Regions from separate parts of the Mus musculus genome. Here region 1 is linked to region 2. A link is a contact called in ENCODE Hi-C or POLR2A ChIA-PET data. All regions are on one chromosome and are shown on one strand. The core of a region is the stretch at or near the end of the contact, and the rest is flanking DNA. Distances in the headings are between cores, read along the strand shown.

Region 1 (3,206 bases), core at 402-2,901, 200 kb after region 2:
TAGGTTTGGCCGGGAAGGACTTAGGGGACGCGGTGGTGGCTTCGCTTCGGTTATAATCCATACACAGAACCTCGGCGTCGCCGCCCAGCACAGGGAGGCGGTCGCAGCTCATGCGCTCGGGCCAGGCGAAGCCGTACTGGCGCATGAGCGGCGAGCAGCCGGCCTTGGCGCGCTCGCACACGGAACGGCACGGTGGTAGCGGCTTGTGGTAGTCAGGCAAACAGATGGGCGTGTACATAGAGCACAGGAAGAAGCGCAGGTCCGGTGAGCAGTGGATCTCCACAAGCGGCCAGAATTGGTGCACCTCCAGGCCTGCTTCGTCCTGCGTGTCATGGTTGAACTGGTTGGGCATGTGCGTCAGGTTGTAGCCGATGCCTCGGCACATGGGCACCGTGATTTCCTGGCACACCGGGGCCTTGGAGGCGGCCGCTGCCCGGCCCACCAGCTGCGCCAGCAACAGCAGCAGAAGAGAGGGAGGCGCAGACGGGTCGGGTCGAGCCATCGTCTCCTTCTTCCCTTTGCCTCCCGCTGCCTGAGAGGGTCTGCGTTGGCCGACGAATCTGCGGCCGGGGCTTCCCTCTCCGGAGTCTTGAGTGTGACGCCCGGGCTGGCAACCTGTTGGTTTCTTTTTCTCTTAAAGAAATCCGTCCAAAGATAAACTGTTTCTGGAAGGCGCTGCCTCCGCCGGCAGCACTCAGTTCCACACCAGATAGGGCTGGAGGGATGATTAGGGCTCCGACTCCAAGGACAGAACTCTTAAAAGAGAAGGTAGGGGAAAAGAAAAATCGCAACCACTCCTCTTAGAGGAGCGCCAACCACTTGGTCTCCGCAAACCAGCTCCAATCTCAAGATTAACTCCTTTCCTCCCCTCCTCCTAGAACCAAACTTCAGACGCCCCCACCCCCTCCACCCCACTGCCCGCGCCCGCCTCTCTTTTCTGGCCCGGCCCTGCAGGCTGTGCCTGGGGCCAGAGAGCTCAGTCCCCGAGATGGGGGCAGAGGAACCGGGTGAACTGGGAAGACGCGGGCTCTCACCTCGGAGGATCCTGCTGGGCGGCAGATGTCTGCGACCAGCCGGGCTCCTCAGTCGCGCGACTCCGAATCGGGCCAGAGCTGGGAAAGTTTAACGACAAGCTAGGTACCTGTGGCGGCGACACATGGCAGCAGGTGGAGGGCGTTTCAGAGAGCAGGGCGCCCCTCGACCATGGGCGGCGCGGGCCGGTCACTCGCCTTCTCTTCCTTCGGGGCCCCCTGCATGATTCGGGCAGAGCAAGGCAGGGGCAGGCCGTGCCTTCCACCGGCGTCCCGGGGCCGGGACGAAGGGCAAGGGCGCCGGGCAGCACTTGAACTGCGCGGAGGGGTGCGGCAGCCGGAGGGGACCCCGCCACCTCACAGCACAGCGAGCAGCCAGCGCTGGTCGGGCGGGGACTGCATAGTCCGCACCCGCCGCCGCGTCCCGCCAGCCGCTCGCCGCCTCCCCTGCAGGGGGCTCCGCGCTCCAGCAGACTCCGGGGGGCGGTGGCGGCGCTCTCGGGACGCGCCCCGCTCGGCTCCTCCCCCGCGCTCTCGCACTCTTTCGCCCACCTCCAGGGAGCTCCGAGCTGTGCGCGACGGCAGAGGACAAGTCGCGGCCGCAGGCTGACTGCCCTCTCCCGCCCCGCCCGGGTCACCTGCCTCTAATGCCCGCCGGGAGGCCCCGCCCCGGGACCGCCCCTCCCGCCCCCTCCCGCCCTGCCCCGAGCTGGGCCGTCCCACGAATCGCTCTCCGGGTCCCCGCCCACCGCCCCGCTGTCCTGGCCTCTCCGCGAGCGCCCCGCGGCCCCGCCCGGAGCGGGCAGCGGAAGAGCGTCGGCCAATAGTGGACCGGGAAGTTACGAGGGCGGGGTCAATGCTAATGAGTCCTCCCAGAGAACCCGGGCGGGAAACCTGGCCCCAAGTCCTTCTGGAGTTCTCTGCGGTGGTTCACCAGGATGGTGCTCACTTTCCTGAGGGCTCTGTTCTCTGAACGCCGGCTTCCAGGGCCTCCACCAGGCCACCTCTCTCCAGCTGAGTGTCCTTATCGAGGTCTGGCGCTTGTTTAAAGGGATGAGAGGTCAATTCGGTTGTGCCACCTGTCCTCTTTCTAAGCTGCCTTGTGCTAGGTGACAGACGTGCTAGTACTTAATGAGCAACCTCGTGTTAGTTAATCGTTTACACCTTGATACGCGATCTGGATACCGTAGGATTCTGAGGCCAGAACACCTCAGAACTTGACCTACACAGCTGAGCTAACAAGACAGCAGAGACGTTGACAAACTTGTGCCCCTCCCTGTGCGAGCTCCTGGCACACAATAGGCGCTCTGACCTGGAATCCCAAACCAGAAGCTGGGCAGCAGAGTTCACAATCTTTACCACTCACCCCTCCCTTAGAAATATCGATATTTCCCAGGCTTTGCCCTTTTATATATAACAAAATCTTGTCCTTGTGACAAGAGAATGAATTTCTTTCCAGTTTTGGAAGTCTCTAGAGACGTTAGTCCTTAGCAGTTGCGGTTTATAATCCCTGGCAGATCCGAATTTGCCCACAGAGAAAAACTCTTGAACTGGAGCAGTGTACAGCTCAGGGTGCTTGGTCCCCCAGGGTTGGCTGCTGTGCACTCTGGCGAGGTTGAGACCGGATAACCGGGGCGTACTGGGGCAGTGGGAACCGTGAAAAGACCTGCTGCGCACAGTCAACGCAGGGACACGCAGTGGCGCTCTCCTGATGGGTTAGTATACTCCAAGTTTTAAATGTCCCACAAATGCCTCTCTTCTACGAGTTCTAATTAGGCTGGGAGACCGAGGTGTTTAGCATGCTTGAAATTCGTTCACACGCTTATGAAGAGGCTTTAAATTGTAGACTGCTCCTTCACTCCTCCTTCCGCTGGGGGAGGGGAGTGGGAGGGATTTGAAGTAGGGGAGGGCATAGGAGTACTTGAAGGACTCTGAACTGGCCTCACTGACTGAGATCTGTTGGGTTGTTATTGTCTTCTGTGCCGTCTGTACGGGCTGAAAAGCCATCTTCAGTTTATCAGCAAGGCGTTGTGGAGGCTAATGAAACTCCGTGTTTAATCTCAGACATCACAGCTAAATGTTTATAATGTATATTGCTTCATTCCCTAGAATTCTACCTCTTTTATTATTCTATCTCCCTAGAATTTAATCTCTTTAGTTCTTAGTAACTGCTTG
Region 2 (3,377 bases), core at 416-2,915:
ATGATGTCCTGACCCTTTACTGAGCTAAGAACCGTGGGAGGAAGGGATATGAGAACTCGAGGTGAGTAAGACTACACACTGAGCATCTAGCCAAACGGACCCGGAGCAGAGGCTGCTGGGAAGAGGAATTCAGAGTCCCAGGGTGAGACCTAACTAAGACTGGAGTGTCTGAGAGAAGGCATTTGAAGCCAGTAGAAGAGGATGAGACCACCTAGGGCAAGAGATTACAGTAGGATTGTGGAGGATCCGGGCTCAGATGACTCCTGCACAGGAGTTAGATAAAGGAGAATCTAGTTGTTGAGGAGTAGGGTTAAAAGGAAAACTGGCAAGTGAAGAGGGGAGAGAGTGTTTGGAAGAGTCAAACAGCATCAAATGCTAGGATGGTCTTGAAAATGCAAGATGCAAAACTACATAGACAGGAAGACTGTGACAATTCAGAGCCACTGCAAATGGAGAGAGACAGTAAAAGACAGGTGGAACTCGGAAAGGAGCTTAAGGAGGAAGTTTCTATATTTTATTTATTGCCCACACATACTACTGTGATGTAAGTGCTGAGGTCAAAGGACAACTTATGGGAGCTGGTTCTCTCCTTCTACCACGTGGGTTCTCGAAATTGACCTTAGATTATCTGGCTTGGTGGCAAGGGCCTTTATTCATCTCACCAATGCCACAAGAGTCTTCTTAAAGAGAGGAAGAGACGTTAGCATGCTAAAAGTTCTGGTTAGAAACAAAAGAAAATTAAGCTACTCTTCAGTATAATGTCCTTGGGAAAGCGGGAACGGCTAGGACACACGGAATGAAGGCAAGCTCAGTGTTATAAAACGTCAACAAGGGCTGGCGTCCAGCAGGAACAAAACTATAGGAAGAGGGCTGAACGGCACAACAACAAAAGGTGAAGAACTGGCGGTTAGGGGCAACTCAGAGAGCAGTTGCGGTAGCTTTGAGGCTACGGAAGTCACACTGTCAAGTTCTGGGGTGCAAACGGTGGAAGCCACGCCGCAGCAGCGTGCCACCGCTGCAGAAAGGGCTGAGAAAAGTCAGCACAGGATGTCGCGGGCAGGTAGGGTGGGGATCTGTTTCAAGTGTTGAGAGCAGCATGGCTGATCATTTCTCCAGCCTCAGAGGGAGGACGGTACCCAGTACCTAGGGGCTCTGGCTGGCCGCAAAGCGGAGCTGAATCCCCACATGCCACCTGTGCCATAGCTTTCTTCCCAGCAAAGAACCAGCTCCGGCCCGGCAGACTCCCCTGGCCGGTAGCCGGCGTCTCCAACCTTCCAGCGCCGTCCGCGCGGCTCTGGGCCCTCGCGGCGCGTCAAAGTTCCCGGGCGGTCTGCTTCCGCCGCAGGATCAGACCGCGCGGGGGTTTCCAGCAAGTCCCCGCCACCCCGGGAATCCCCACACCACCCCAAATCTGGCTACACACAAACCCCGCTTCCTCCAAATCTCCTCAGCTGGCGTCCGAAGCCTCCACCCGCCACAGTGAGGCTCGGATCGTGCCTCCAGAGCGGGTCTCAAACCGCCTACACCAGCTTCCCCGGTCAACCCCTTCGCAGCGCCGGGAAGTAGCCGAAGGCCTTCGGCAGGTTCCGCCAGTAGCGCGGGGGCGGGGCCTGTCGAGCGGCTCCGGGTCGAGCTCGGCTGTTTCCGTGAGTGGCCGCTGCGCACTCGGCACTGGGCGGCGCTGGCTGGCTCCCTGGCTGCGGCTCCTCAGTCGGCGGCGGCTGCTGCTGCCTGTGGCCCGGGCGGCTGGGAGAAGCGGAGTGTTGGTGAGTGACGCGGCGGAGGTGTAGTTTGACGCGGTGTGTTACGTGGGGGAGAGAATAAAACTCCAGCGAGATCCGGGCCGCGAACGAAAGCAGTGACGGAGGAGCTTGTACCACCGGTAAGAGGAGCAGGAGGAGGAGGCAGGAGCCGGAGAGAGCCGGGGGGACAGAGGGGGGCCGGGGAGGCGCCGGACACCCGCGCTCGGGGCCTTCCCCTCGCAGGAGGGGCCGCGGTAAAGATGGAGCCTCCGCCCGAGCCCCACAACACCGCCGCCGCTCGCAGCGAACAAAGAATAATGGCGGCGGACTGGAGCCAGCGGCGGCCGGGCGGCAGCGACTCTGCCTGCAGCCAGCGGCGGCGCTCATGGCGGGGGGCGGCCGGGCCGGGGCGGGGTGCGAGCGAGCGGGCGGCCGGCCGCGGCAAGCTGGCGCCCGCGTTCCCGCCGCCGGGCCGGGCCGGGCCCGGCCGTGCCGGGCGCGGAGCCGGAGCCGGCGCGGAGCGGAGCCGCCCCGGGGGAGGCCGCCCGCCGCCGCCCCCCGTTCCTCGCCGCCGCCGCCCGCCTGCTCGCACGCTCGCTCGCCCCGGCTGTGCCGGGCTGGCCGCCCGGGCCGCCGCCTGGGTGCCCGTGGGGGGTGGAGGAGGAGGAAGAAGAAGGAGACAGTTGAGGGCAGAGGAGGTGAAGGTGCTGCCGCCTTCGCGGCGGTGCCCGCTCGGCGAGCCGCAACGTCCGACCTGCTTTCCTCTACAGCGCTCTTTGTGCAATAAAGTTCGAAACCCAAGGTTTTCTCTGGTGCTGTATTTTATTCTTGCCCCTCTCCCCGGCTCCCACGCGGTCGGAGAAAATGCTGTTTTCTGCCCTAGGCTGTTTTAAGGGTTTGGGGTTTTTTGTTTTTGTTTTGTTTGGTTTGTTTTTGTTTTTTGTTTTTTTTTTACTATTTCCCTCACCCCTCGGCTTTGAAGATGAAGAACGAATCAGTAGTCCTGGGAATGCATTCTTTTGGGAAGGAAAGAGGTGCTAAGAAAACATACATGTAATAACTTTTTGCAGAAACTGTTGGGATCTTGTAAAAGGGAAGCTGGTGCTTGAAAACAGTTTCGGTTTTAACCCTTTCCACTAAGATAATGATCACTTGAGGTCAATCATTCTGAAACCCTTAGAAATTATCGAAGGGGAAATTAGTATTAGCGAAGGTACTTTTCGTTTTCTGTCATTTGAAGGGAGGCAGTCTTGCCAAGGTTTTTTGAGTCATCCGTATCTCCCCTTAGCCTCTGCCATGCTCCTCACACGCTTCTGTCTGAACTTTAATGGAGGATTGATATAATTCTCACTCTAAAAATAGTTATTGAAACTATCCATTATTTGTATATTGCCGTAGGTAATCCCAGCCTGAGGTTGATGGCAGTTTAAGCCAGCAGGGGTTGTGGTGTTCCTTTTTTTCCTTCACCTAGAACATCTGCAAAGGGGACTGTCAAAAGTCATTGACACCTTAAAGATCCAAAGACATTTTTAAAGGGCATTGCAGTATGACCTATTTAAACCTGCCATATCTTCTCAAAGTTAAGAGTTTGATCCTAGCCTCAGTTTTGCACCACATCTGCCTTCAAAAGATCTA

What was found. A loop is a pair of places that touch in the nucleus more often than their neighbours do. ChIA-PET counts read pairs that join two places held with the same protein, here RNA polymerase II (POLR2A).
Region 1: a map of mature B cell shows a loop between it and region 2 (2.3-fold over the local background). The contact joins the promoter of Fzd5 here to the promoter of Creb1 in region 2. A Hi-C loop is called at or near these places in 1 of 37 maps with a recorded cell type or tissue (mature B cell). POLR2A ChIA-PET finds 5 or more read pairs at or near these places in 2 of 5 experiments (Patski and embryonic stem cell).

Annotation. Positions count from the first base shown.
Region 1 is chr1:64,736,099-64,739,304 of GRCm38, forward strand. Fzd5 (frizzled class receptor 5) reads right to left here and starts at 1,652. Exons shown (of 2, transcript NM_022721.3): 1 at 1,035-1,652; 2 at 1-755. The coding sequence starts at 502.
Region 2 is chr1:64,531,139-64,534,515 of GRCm38, forward strand. It overlaps Creb1 (cAMP responsive element binding protein 1), which reads left to right and starts at 1,666. Exons shown (of 9, transcript NM_009952.2): 1 at 1,666-1,882.